Linked DNA regions of Homo sapiens: region 2 is linked to region 1. Evidence: chromatin contacts called from ENCODE Hi-C data. All regions are on one chromosome and are shown on one strand. Each heading gives the region's core, a stretch centred on a gene start or an enhancer-like site at or near the end of the contact. The rest is flanking DNA. Distances are from core to core; before and after follow the strand shown. Region 1 holds the start of ARL4A (ARF like GTPase 4A). Region 2 holds the start of PHF14 (PHD finger protein 14).

Region 1 (5,973 bases), core at 1,382-3,881:
GTATGCATGTTCCTGTGCTAGTCATAAAAGAAATAAATATCACTGGCAATAGCGGTCTTGAGAAAAACTAGGATATTTCTTGAGGAAACTCCAATCCATATTTAAAAAGAAAAAAAGCACACTTTTAAAAAAGTGTACCATATAGGTTCTTCCAAGTTACAGTCTTACAGCCTTCACCAAAAAGATGTTTGTCGATTAAAGCTTTCCTACAACTTCAAGTCATTACTTCTTTTGCAGGTTGTCATAAGCACCCTGAAATTACCGCTGAAAACATTTTATAAATTTAGTCATCCATAGAGACTCCAATATTCCACAAGGGCAGGGACAGTGTATTTTGCTCACCATTTTATCCCCAAGCACACAGAATTGTGTCTACTGCCTATTAGGTGTTCAATAAATATTTGTGAACTTATTGATCAAAGACAAAATTTAGTCAGAATCATCCAATGAAAAGCATTTTGCATTTGATGACTAGTAGACTTAGATGAACAGTTCCAGGACCACCACTAATTTTCCTTGGGTCATTAGAAACATCCCTTTGGGGCTGCGGAGAGAAAATCCAATCTGGCCGCTGCCCCACAGCCCCTTTCTGTTCTGCGCGTTTGCCTCGCCGTTCTGATGGAGGAGGAGGTGGAGGTGGAGGAGCAGCAGCGATTTTCTTAGCCATTTTCTTACCAACAGAGGCCAAAGGAGGCAGCAGTGGACTACACTGTGGGTTGTCTTTGCGAGGAAGTGGCATTGGGCAGAGATGCAGTTCAGCAAACTTATCATTGCAGCAATTTCGGAGCTGACTTTTCGACAGTGCAAGATCTAGAAATGTGTGCAAGACATGCGAAAACCACCACCATTAACACTGAAGATGTGAAGCTCTTAGCCAGAAGGAGTAATTCACCGCTAAAATACATTCAGACAAAAGTGAAGAGCTTGCGCAGATTAACCTAGAACGAAAGGCACAGAAGACAAAGAAGAGGATGGAAACAAAAATGCAAGGGAGCCAGCAGAGGCTGGAGTACAGGAAAGTTAAGAATTAAACTCTCCCGCTGCTTGGAAAATGCAGCTTTCTGCAGGTAGAGCCACCTAGTATGTATATGGCCACAAAGGGAATTTTGAAGGGATAAATAGAGATTAAAAAAAAAAAAAAGGCTAGATGGCTTTTTGTGTTGTATTTTCCAAGTCGTTAACTGCAAACGCTAGTTTTAAAGAGAACTGGACACTCAATCAAAATACTCCTGTCTCACTCCAGCACATACAAATGGTGTAGTTGAATGGTATATTGGAAATTATATCTATTGCAATTAAAATTGTGTGAGCAATTTGAAAGAAAAGAAAAAAAGAAACATCCCTTTCATCTTTCAGAGTGTATTTCCTTATGTGTCAAACTGGAATATTTCTATCTGTGGCCAGTTCCCCGGGATGCTGCTAGAAACACGTGAGACAGCGCGTTCATTTGCTCTACAAAAAGCGAATGAAGGCGCAGTTACCAGGCCAGTCAACCCAGGCTGTTTAAGGTCAACTACTGGGGGACTTCCACGTCACCTCGATATATACGTAACGCGTGTGTGCCGTAACCCGTGAACTATGGAATCCCTAACCGCGAATCACGTGGCTGCTGCCCCGCGGACGCCCTAGACGACGTGAGGGAAGGCGGTGCCGGGCGGGGCCTGTGCCAGGCTGGCGGGCCGCCGCAGACAGAGCTACCCGGAGCAACCGTTCAGGGGTGAGGCCGGAAGTCCCATCCGACCTCGCGGGCAGCCAGCGCTAGGCCGATTCGAACTCGACCTTGTTTTGGCGTTGCTAGGAGACGCGGCTCCTGCGCGCCCCCTACAGGCCGGCGCCCGGGCGGCGCGCGGGCAGGGGGCGGGGACTGTCGCGTGGAGCTGCCGGGCGAGCACCGTTAGGGCAGCCTGGCGCGCGGCGCCCGCCAGGCGCCCAGTCCTCTGCCATCGCCCACGCCTCCCTGGTGCCAGGGAACAGGTATCAGCGCGCCTCCCCAGCGGCTGGGAGAGACGCTGAATGAAGAAGAGGGAAGGACGGTTAGTCAGGTGAGCCGCGGCGGGGTGGGCGGCCGGGGCGGCCACGCCCTGCCGAGGGAGAAGAGCCGGTCGTGTGCGGAGGGACAGGGTGAAGGGATCCCACTTCGGGGAGGATGGGCTTATCCCGGCGGGCGCGCCAGGTGGGATCTCTAGCGCCTCAGGGGCCCGCGCGGCAACAGCCGGCACCCTCGGGCCCGCGGACAAAGGGTTAACGCGTTGGCAGTGACTGCGGGCCCCGGATGTGAGAGCCTTGGCTTGACGCCCTGGCTGCGCTGCAGGTGCGCCGGGCCGAACGGAGCCGGCAGCCTGGCGGCGACCTGACCGCCCGAGGCTCCCCTTCACCTGCAGCGGCTGCTCGGCTCCCTCTGGGAACGCCGCCTTTTCTAACTTAAGGGCAACAGGTGGTGCCGGTGGACCGAGAGAGAGCTCAGCTCCGCCGCGCTGGGAGCGGCAGTTACCCTCACCAATTAGGGAGCGGGGGCGGGAGTTGCATGGCTTCCCTGATGCGGGTGACCAATGGGATTTGGGATCATGAGTGGACCGGGAGGAGTGGGCGTGGTCGGAGTCTGAGTCCAAGGTTTCTCGTGCGGCAACTGCCAGAGCTGCTTGGAGAGCTAAGCTGGAAGGGTGCTTATCCCTGCGTAGAAACGCCTGCCAATGCTTTCTCATTTGGACCCAGACTCCAGATCGGGAGGTGAGAACGTTGTTATTTTGCAAGGGGTAGGAGGTAATAGTGATCTTGGGTATGCTGTTAAGCATGTGGAATTAGATTCCGAAGATAGGACTATCTGCTATGAGTTTTCTGCCAGATAGGCACTTTGTGGTTACGGCCACTTAGACCAGATACTGGTGACTGGGTTCTTTCCAGAATGAGGTCTTTGAGGTTTGGGGACCCAGGAGAAAAACGTACATATTACTGCAATTTAAGTAAACCAGATAATTTCAATCACTGTTATTCCATCGTTTGTCTTGGACTGTGTGTGTTTTCATGTACGTTTCATATCTCGTCTGGTTTGTTTAGCGCAGCAAGTTATAGTAAGTTCTTCGTGTTGTTTATTTTAGCAAAGTAGAGCAAACCTGTTTTAATGTATTATTTCGGGAGAATAACTTATTCCTTCTTCCGTCTCCCAGCAGTCTTATAGCTGGATCAGCTACCAAGAGAAGTTGTAAACCAAGAAGAGAAAAGCATTTCAATTTGGGACATTTATTTGCACCTGGAAATGGGGAATGGGCTGTCAGACCAGACTTCTATCCTGTCCAACCTGCCTTCATTTCAGTCTTTCCACATTGTTATTCTGGGTTTGGACTGTGCTGGAAAGACAACTGTCTTATACAGGCTGCAGTTCAATGAATTTGTAAATACCGTACCTACCAAAGGATTTAACACTGAGAAAATTAAGGTAACCTTGGGAAATTCTAAAACAGTCACTTTTCACTTCTGGGATGTAGGTGGTCAGGAGAAATTAAGGCCACTGTGGAAGTCATATACCAGATGCACAGATGGCATTGTATTTGTTGTGGACTCTGTTGATGTCGAAAGGATGGAAGAAGCCAAAACTGAACTTCACAAAATAACTAGGATATCAGAAAATCAGGGAGTCCCTGTACTTATAGTTGCTAACAAACAAGATTTGAGGAACTCATTGTCACTTTCAGAAATTGAGAAATTGTTAGCAATGGGTGAACTGAGCTCATCAACTCCTTGGCATTTGCAGCCTACCTGTGCAATCATAGGAGATGGCCTAAAGGAAGGACTTGAGAAACTACATGATATGATCATTAAAAGAAGAAAAATGTTGCGGCAACAGAAAAAGAAAAGATGAATATCAATACCTATTATATCTGTGTGGAGTAGGTTTTCTCTGGTCTGATTTTGACAAATAGAAGAGTGTCTACAGCGTGGTTTGCCTGTCTGCCCTCCTGGATGCTATTAAAGCTTTGTTTTGTTGAACAATCAGATGCCCAACTCTGTTGCCTTGTGGAAGATGAGTAAATGCAGTGCTTCTTAAAGTGGTCTCTTCTCCCTACCCCACAAATCTTTTGGTACTACCATTTGGGGAAGCCAAGCAAGGATAGTAAATTGACCAGAACACAGTTGTGGGAATTTGGTCTGAAGTTAGTGAAATAAAACTTTAAAGAGTGTCTGCCTAGTGTTTTGTGCTTACATCTTTCGGGGGGAAGCCTTTGCAAGAAAATTGCATACAAGGCTTTGTAACGATCAAGTGCTAATCGATGGAAATGTTAAGGTAGATTAACATATATGCAGTTATATTGATCACATTGGTCCAACCAGTCCTTTTTTGAAGTAAGGGACAAGGAGTAAGTATTTTCTTTTTTAAGTTTCTGCCAAATGATTTTTGACGCTTTCTGGAATCAAGTAATTTAATAGTATAGCTTAATTCTAGACAATGTTTAAGTTGGTCTACCTTTATTAAAAATAAGATATTTGGGGTATATTCAAGTGCATGGATTAGTTTTCCTGACAAAGCATGTTTTGGTGTGTAGTCTTACTTTTTAGAAATAGCTATGCATCGTTCTACACAGGTTTAAAACAACTTTTTTGGGGATTTAGGGCTATTATAGGAATAGTTTGTTGTCAGAAGCACTTTCACTTGAAGAACCTAAAATGATTGACTCATTCATAGTAAATATGGGCATGTAAACTAATAAATATGCACTGGATACATATATGGATTTATGAAGAAGGCGATTTAGTCAAGAGGATGTAATTAAAATATGTGGTCTCTAAAATATTCCAGTTACAAGATATTTGTTTTATTAATATTTGCTGGCTAAAAACAAATGTGGTTTTTATATATTTTTGTAGTGTGTTGAGAAGAGCAAAAGCTTTATAAATATACCTGATGCGCTGTAGAATGAAAATGTAAAAGATAACCTGTATGTGTTCCGAGCTTTAATTTTTTGTTTACAAATTGAACAGTGTTACATGGGCTGTCCAGTCCTGATTATAGAGAGGAAGAAATGGTAACAGTATGGCAGATAAGAATTACAATTATAGAAAATGAGGGGAAAATAACAAACCTGTTTTATGAAAATTCACTGGTGCTGTTTACATTGGAATAAAAAGCTCTATAAGGAGGAAAGGCCTTTATCTAATTCTTATCTACAGACACTTACTTCCAGTGACCATATTTTACTAAATCAGCTTATTTTTTATGTCTAAAGCAACAGCTGTTCTGAAAAATCACCAAAAGAAATGCACTTTGCTAGCAGGATTTGTTTTGGCTTTGGGTTTTGTTTTTTTGTTTTTTTTTTTTTTCAGTGGCATAACAGTTTTTGGAACCTTGATTCTTGTGTCACACAAAATGAATGAAGTAGCTTGATGTGGAGCCTTCATATGTTAAATATTCCTGCACTAGTGATGGTCACTTAGAATGTTTATAGAAATGTGGATAATAACTACCAATAAACTACTTGAGGCACTAGGAGAACAGTATTTGACTTTGAATTTTAATGTATTTCCACTTTTGCTGAAGCTTTTAATCAGATGTGTAAAAACAATTGACCAGCTAGGCTATTTAGTCCCATAGTAGTTCAGATCTGCTTAGATGTGACAGGCATTGAAGGCTGTTTTTTTTTTTTTCTCCCTTCACTGATACTGAAATCATGGTATCTGCTGCAAACATGAGTAGATCCATGATGGATTAATAAAGCTTGCTGAAAAAAAAAATCTGTGTATCAATTAGATTTACCAGTTTGCCTGTACTTTCTGTCTACCTACTATGTAAAATAGTGCTGTTTTTAAGTATTTCAAAAGCTTGTGTGTTGACCCTTTGTAGCCTAAGTACGTAAACAAATTAATGTTATCTAAGTTTTTCATATTTCATGGACAACAAAAGAGAAAATGGTATGAACACTGTACAAACTTTGATTTATAAAAGACAATTTCAGCTATAAAACCCATCCTAAGATTTTCTAG
Region 2 (5,973 bases), core at 2,592-5,091, 1.7 Mb before region 1:
TAGTTTGCTTAATTAGACAGAATTGTGGACATTAAGAATATTATTTGGCAAAATCCTACATTGAGGCAGTTTGTGCTCGCTGTTTTTTGGAAATGATAATTATTATATAATTCTTCTTCTTTGTGTAGTCATGCATAAATATCTTGAATTTGAATACCTGGCAACTAGAATAAAAGAGAAACATGATGGATTACATAACATAAATATTCTACCAAGAAGATGGCAGAGCATTAGGAGACTCAAAATTTTCTGAGTTAAGGCTGGGTGCAGTGGCTCACACTTGTAATCCCAGTACTTTGAGAGGCTGAGGTGGGCGATCAGTTGAGGTCAGGAGTTGAAGGCCAGCCTGGCCAACATGGTGAAACCCTGTCTCTACTAAAATTATAAAACTTAGCCAGGGATGGTAGCAGGCATCTGTAATCCCAGTTACCAGGGAGGCTGAGGCAGGAGAATCACTTGAACCTGGGAGGCGGAGGTTGCAGTGAGCTGAGATTGCTGCCACTACACACTCCAGCCGGGGCAACAAAGCAATACTCCATCCCCCTACAGCTCCCCCAAAAAATTCTGAGTTAAGAATGCCAAGAGTAATTTATCACATACGCCTTAAAGATGTTCAGCAGAATATTATTGGAGATGCTATTATAGCCAGTTTACAACCAATAAAGACAAATTCTTTATATGACATCAAAATGTAATTTCCTTTATAAATATGGGTGCAAAAATCAACAAAATACTAGCAAACTGAATCTAGCATCTATAAAAAGATTTATACAACATGACTAAGTAGAATTTATACTAGAAGTGCAAGGTTGATTAAACAAATAAAAATCAAGCAATATAGTAATATACTATATTGAAAAAATAAAGTACAAAAATCACATGATCATCTCAATAGACAGAGAAAGAGTATTTAATAAAATTCGAAGCTCTTTCATGATAAAAACAGTTGGCAAACTAGGAACAGGAAAGTTCCTCCACCTGAAAAAGGGCATCTTTGAAAAACTATAGATAACATAAGACTAAGTGGAAGACTGAAAGTTTTCTTCCTAAAGTCAGAAACAAGACAAAGAAGTCTTTCCCTCACCACATTTATTCAACAATGTTCTGCAGGTTCTAGGCAGAGCAATTAGGCAAGAAAAAGCAATAACAAGCATTCACAAAAGGGAGGGAAAAGTTCAAGCCCCTTCATTTAATATCATTTCCTGGAAGTTGCACGTACTGTTTCTGCTGACATGCAATTGGCCAGAACTTAACTGCATAACTCCAAGCAACATCAAGAAAGTTGGTATATTATGTCTTTATTCTTTGAAAACTTATGCCCAGTTAAAATTTGGAGCTTCCATTTTTGAAGAAAAAGGAGATAATGGGTATTGGGAAACAACCAGCAGTTCTTTCCATGTTTATTGAATGCAGGTCAAAAAAAGGAATTAGGTAATTTTTTTCTTTTCTTTTTACCCTACTTTTCTTCTTCCTTTTTCCCTCCCTCTCTTCCTTCCCTCCTTTTCTCCTTCTTTCCTTCTCTTACTTTCTTTCAATACATGAATTGCAAAAGATTAATAACCTAAATGCAATATTGTCTTCTGGATTGGATCTTGGAACAGAAAAAAGGACATTAGTAGGAAAATTAGTGAAATATAAATAAAGTGTTTAGTCAACAAAACTGTACTCATGTTAGTTTCTTAGTTTTGATAAATGTATTATGGTTATATAAGATACTGATATTAGTGGTAGCTAGGTGAAGGATGTACAAAAACTCAGTATTATTATTGCACTTTTTGGTAAATCTGAAATTACTTCAAAATTAAAAGTTAAAAAAAAATGATTGCTGATATCCAATGGCCACAGGTTTGGAAAACTAGAAAGAATTCTTATCCACTCTTGGTGGTATATATATTAGTACAGACTTTTTTTTTTTTTTTTTTGAGACGGAGTTTCACTCTTGTCACCCAGGCTGGAATGCAGTGGCGTGATCTCTGCTCACTGCAACCTCTGCCTCCCAGGTTCAAGTGATTCTCCTGCCTCAGCCTCCCAAGTAGCTGGAATTACAGGTATGTGCCACCACGCCCAGCTAATTTTTGTATTTTTAGTAGACACGGGGTTTCATCATGTTGGGCAGGCTGGTCTCGAACTCCCAACCTCAAGTGATCCACCCGCCTCAGCCTCCCAAAGTGTTGGGATTACAGGCGTGAGCCACCGCACCCGGCAGTACAGTTTTTCTAGAGCAACTAGGTGTTATTTATTAAAGTAAATGAATTAATACATTTTGATTCTGAAAATCTCCTTCTAGAAATTAGTTTTACATAAACACGAATGCCAGATTTTGAATTTCTCTTTTAGATGATTCAGCATAATTGCTCCAAATAAATCTAAAAGGCTATTGTCAAACAGTGGAATATTTGGATTTATAATTTCATAGATAAGACTATCAGTCCATGATATGGTTGGTGTTTAAAGTAGAATGGAAGTGAAATTCCCAGAGTGGAGTTTTTAAAATAACCAAGTTCCTAGGATTTTAACTGGAAGAATAAATATCTGAAAGGCAATGAGGAGTATTAAGCATGGGATGCCACTTCTGCACCTTGAGAAAATGAAGTATGGAAGGATGAGTGGTTTTCATTTGAGAGGGCTGCAGGGTAACTGTTTCTATTTCAGATGAGGAGGTAAAAAGAATGGGCATTGAAAAGGAAAAATGTTTACTAAGTAGGTTATACATTTTGGAATAGAAGTTTCTATAGCACAATAGAAAAGTTTGAGAGGTCACATGGCAATGATAGTTTGGGTGAGAGTGAGGCAGGAGAATAGGGTGTGGAGGCAGGGAACCTAAGGATGTGTCACTCCGACTTCCTAAGAACTAAATTGAAAGGAAACCCCTAACTTTCCATGCCTAAGTAACAAAAGGACCAGAGGCTACTCCCTTTGCAAACCCCCACTTTTTCTGCAGGGCAGATGGGAAATTGGCTGTGGGCAGCAAATCAGACTGATTGCAGGAGAGTCTTCCTTTGCATAGAAGTATCACTTTGTAACTTCACCATCTGCAAGAAATCAAACTGATTGCAGGGGAAATCTTCCTTTGCATAGAGGTATACCACTTTGTAACTTCACCCTAGCCTCTGATTGATTGCTTTTTGCACCAATGTTTGCACAGGAGCATGACCTTTGTAACTTCACTTCAGCCTCTGGTTGGCTGCTTTCTGCAACCAATCAGACTGATTGCGCGTTACTTCATTTACATGAGGTGAGCATTAGGTGGCCAATAGGAAGCTTCTAGAGGGTATTTGGACTCAAGATTCTGTATCCGGGCCCTTGAGCCGCTGCTCAGGTCGCTTCCGTACAGAGCGTGCTTTAATTTTCAATAAGTCCCTGCTTTTGTTGTTTTGTTGCTTCATTCTTTCTTTGCTTTGCTGGGCGTTTTGTCCAATTCTTTGTTAAAAACGCCAAGAACCTGGACAACTTGCAGTCACGATCCTCTACCGGTGACAATATCATTTAAATATTGGTAGTGGCTTAAGGTAGCAAACATCCCTTTGTGGAACGTTTACTCAGTAAATCCTTAAAAAACAGATCAGAAACAAAAACTGGCCTCCCAGGGATTTGGACTCAGGAGGTGAATTAGGCGCGGAGAGGGCGGAGCCTTTGGGGTTTATGGGCGGAATTGCACAGGGTTTGGCGGGGATCTCTGCTCCGCCTTGGCACTACTCGGCTCCGCTCGCCTCCGCGCGGCTCCCTGGGCTTTCACTCGGCTCTGTTCGGCTCCTGCTCGGGAAGGGTGCGCGGGGGCGAGTCCTGCGCATGCGCCCTCAATTCCTGCTGCTCTCAGGGCTGCGCTCAGCCTCGTGTTTTCACTTCCTTTTCAGAGCTGTATCCGGGTCGCTGCTTTCCCTATTGTCTGAGGCAGCCGCCCTCGCGCTGTGCAATTTCTGGTCTTTCGTTGCTTCTGGTCCAGGCTAATAAAGTTTTTCTTTCTTTAATTTTTTTTCTTCTAGTTTTAACGGGAGAAATTAACTCCCCGGGGCCGCCGGGTTGACTGCGCTGCCTGGGCCGGAGGTCTTCTCCGGCCAGGGAGCGCTGTGGGAAGGGGCTCGAGCGGCCAGGGCCAGGCGAGGCCGGGGGGGCGGGGGGTTAGGGGACCGCGGGGCTACTCTTGGGAGCGCCCCTGTCCGGCTGGCTGCGCGCCGGTTTTAAATAGCATCTTTCGGACTTGTCTTCGCGGCCCCAGTCCCCGACCTCGGCGCTGCCTGGGCTCCTGCAGCCTCTCCCTAAGTCTTCTCCAAACGACCACCTCACGGATTCCTTAGTAAGTGTATCCGAGGCCTCTGCGGCGAGAGGTCCATTTCAGCCATTCTAGAAGTCAGGGCCGGTGGGAGCAGGGCAGGGGTGGGAGAGTCCTGCGGGAAAGCAGGATTGGTGGACCCTCGCCCTCCATGGTCCGCGGGAATGAAGCCCGCTTGTTTTATTCCCTGATTTTTGCCGTTTTTATTGACTGTTACGATGTCTAAGTGGGGGATTACGAGGAAGGTGCAGAAACATCTCGAAAAGATGAGCAAGAGGGTCAGCTTCGATTTTAGCTGGTCTGAGTTGGCGTTGGCAGCATCAGGGCTGGAGCTGCCTTTGAAACTGCCCGTGGAGCTGTCCAGCCCTCCCCACCCTGCTTCTGCACCCCAACCTTCTCCTGACCCCTTTTGCTGAGAACTCAGTTAGACAAAAATTCCTTGTGCGAGGTCATCTTTATGTTCTCTTAGCACCACAACTCTCCCCTGTGTTTGGTGTGATTATGAATGACAATGTAATTTTTTTCTCTTCACAGTGGATCGCAGCTCCAAGAGGAGGCAGGTGAAGCCTTTGGCAGCTTCTCTGCTGGAAGCTCTTGATTATGATAGTTCAGATGACAGTGATTTTAAAGTTGGAGATGCCTCAGGTAAATATTTCCTTCTCTCTTCCCCTTTCCCAGCTTTCTGGAGTTAGGCTTATTTTTAGACTTTTTAAATCGGTTTTGATTAAAATGCCAATTTTAAGTGAAAGCACGTAAACTTCATTTATTTTGTCCATTTGATTTCCCATTTTGCCTTTAGATCCTGTCACTAGACCTATAATTGCTTCTGTTTTCCTCAGAGATAATTAGCAGTCAGGGGAAGGACTTTTTCCAAAGATGCAAAAGGATTTCTCTGTTTTACACCTTAAAATATATTTATGCTTATATTATAGAGGAAAAAACTGAAAGATATCCCGAAGTAGAAAAGTATCCTGAGAGGTGTGTGGACCATTAATAGTCCCTGAGCAGGGTTCTTCTTTTTTCAGATCACTTGACAATCTCTTAGGGGAGTTTTGCTTTTTTTGTGTATTAGCTCTTTTACTAGAATAAAATTGACCAGAGTAAGAGTTGCACTTCAAATTATAGTAGGTGCTGGACCTTGTGGATTGGGCCTTTCAGATGTCTCTGAAGTATAAGTCATGCATGCTTGCTCACTATATTTAGTAATTTTAAAAACTTTTTTTAAAGGTCGTATATTCACATTGTACTAAACTGGAAAACAGAAAAGTATGATTTTCCTTTGTATTTTCTGTTCAGTGTACCTTATGTATATATACAGTTTCAATTGAAGGAATCTGAGAAACAAAAATTATGTTTAATTTAAATGTTTTATGGGAAAAATACTGATAAACATGAACAATGAAAATTATGTGTAATTCCACCTCTTTTGAAAATTTTAATAAAGTGAGATGAAAATTTAAATAAAATGAGAAGTAAAAGCCTTTCCAGTTTCATCTCTTCAACAGTTTTTAAATATACTTCCAGAGAGTTTGCCGTGGTTAGTCACATCTCTCCTTCTTCTGGTTTTCCCTTGTCTTTTTCCTGCTAGGGATAGTAGGAAGGGATGAACGAAATTATATTACTGTTGCTACTTTTAGTAGCATCAACAGCAGAATTTGCATTGTGATTTACTGATAACTTTTTGTTTGCATAATCTCACTTAA

Evidence for each region. Hi-C counts contacts between places; a loop is a spot of excess contacts on that map. Pooled maps may share reads with other maps.
Region 2: a pooled map shows a loop between it and region 1 (31-fold over the local background). The contact joins the promoter of PHF14 here to the promoter of ARL4A in region 1. A Hi-C loop is called at or near these places in 11 of 50 pooled maps.

What each region holds. Positions count from the first base shown.
Region 1 is chr7:12,685,002-12,690,974 of GRCh38, forward strand. It overlaps ARL4A (ARF like GTPase 4A), which reads left to right and starts at 2,632. Exons shown (of 2, transcript NM_005738.5): 1 at 2,632-2,727; 2 at 3,165-5,957. The coding sequence starts at 3,254. The coding sequence ends at 3,856. It also overlaps the pseudogene LOC100505995. RefSeq lists silencers at 1,667-1,946, 2,147-2,196 and an enhancer at 2,141-2,677.
Region 2 is chr7:10,970,031-10,976,003 of GRCh38, forward strand. It overlaps PHF14 (PHD finger protein 14), which reads left to right and starts at 3,842. Exons shown (of 18, transcript NM_001007157.2): 1 at 3,842-4,294; 2 at 4,805-4,915. The coding sequence starts at 4,294. RefSeq lists silencers at 3,037-3,086, 3,597-3,656, 4,637-4,686 and an enhancer at 3,612-3,906.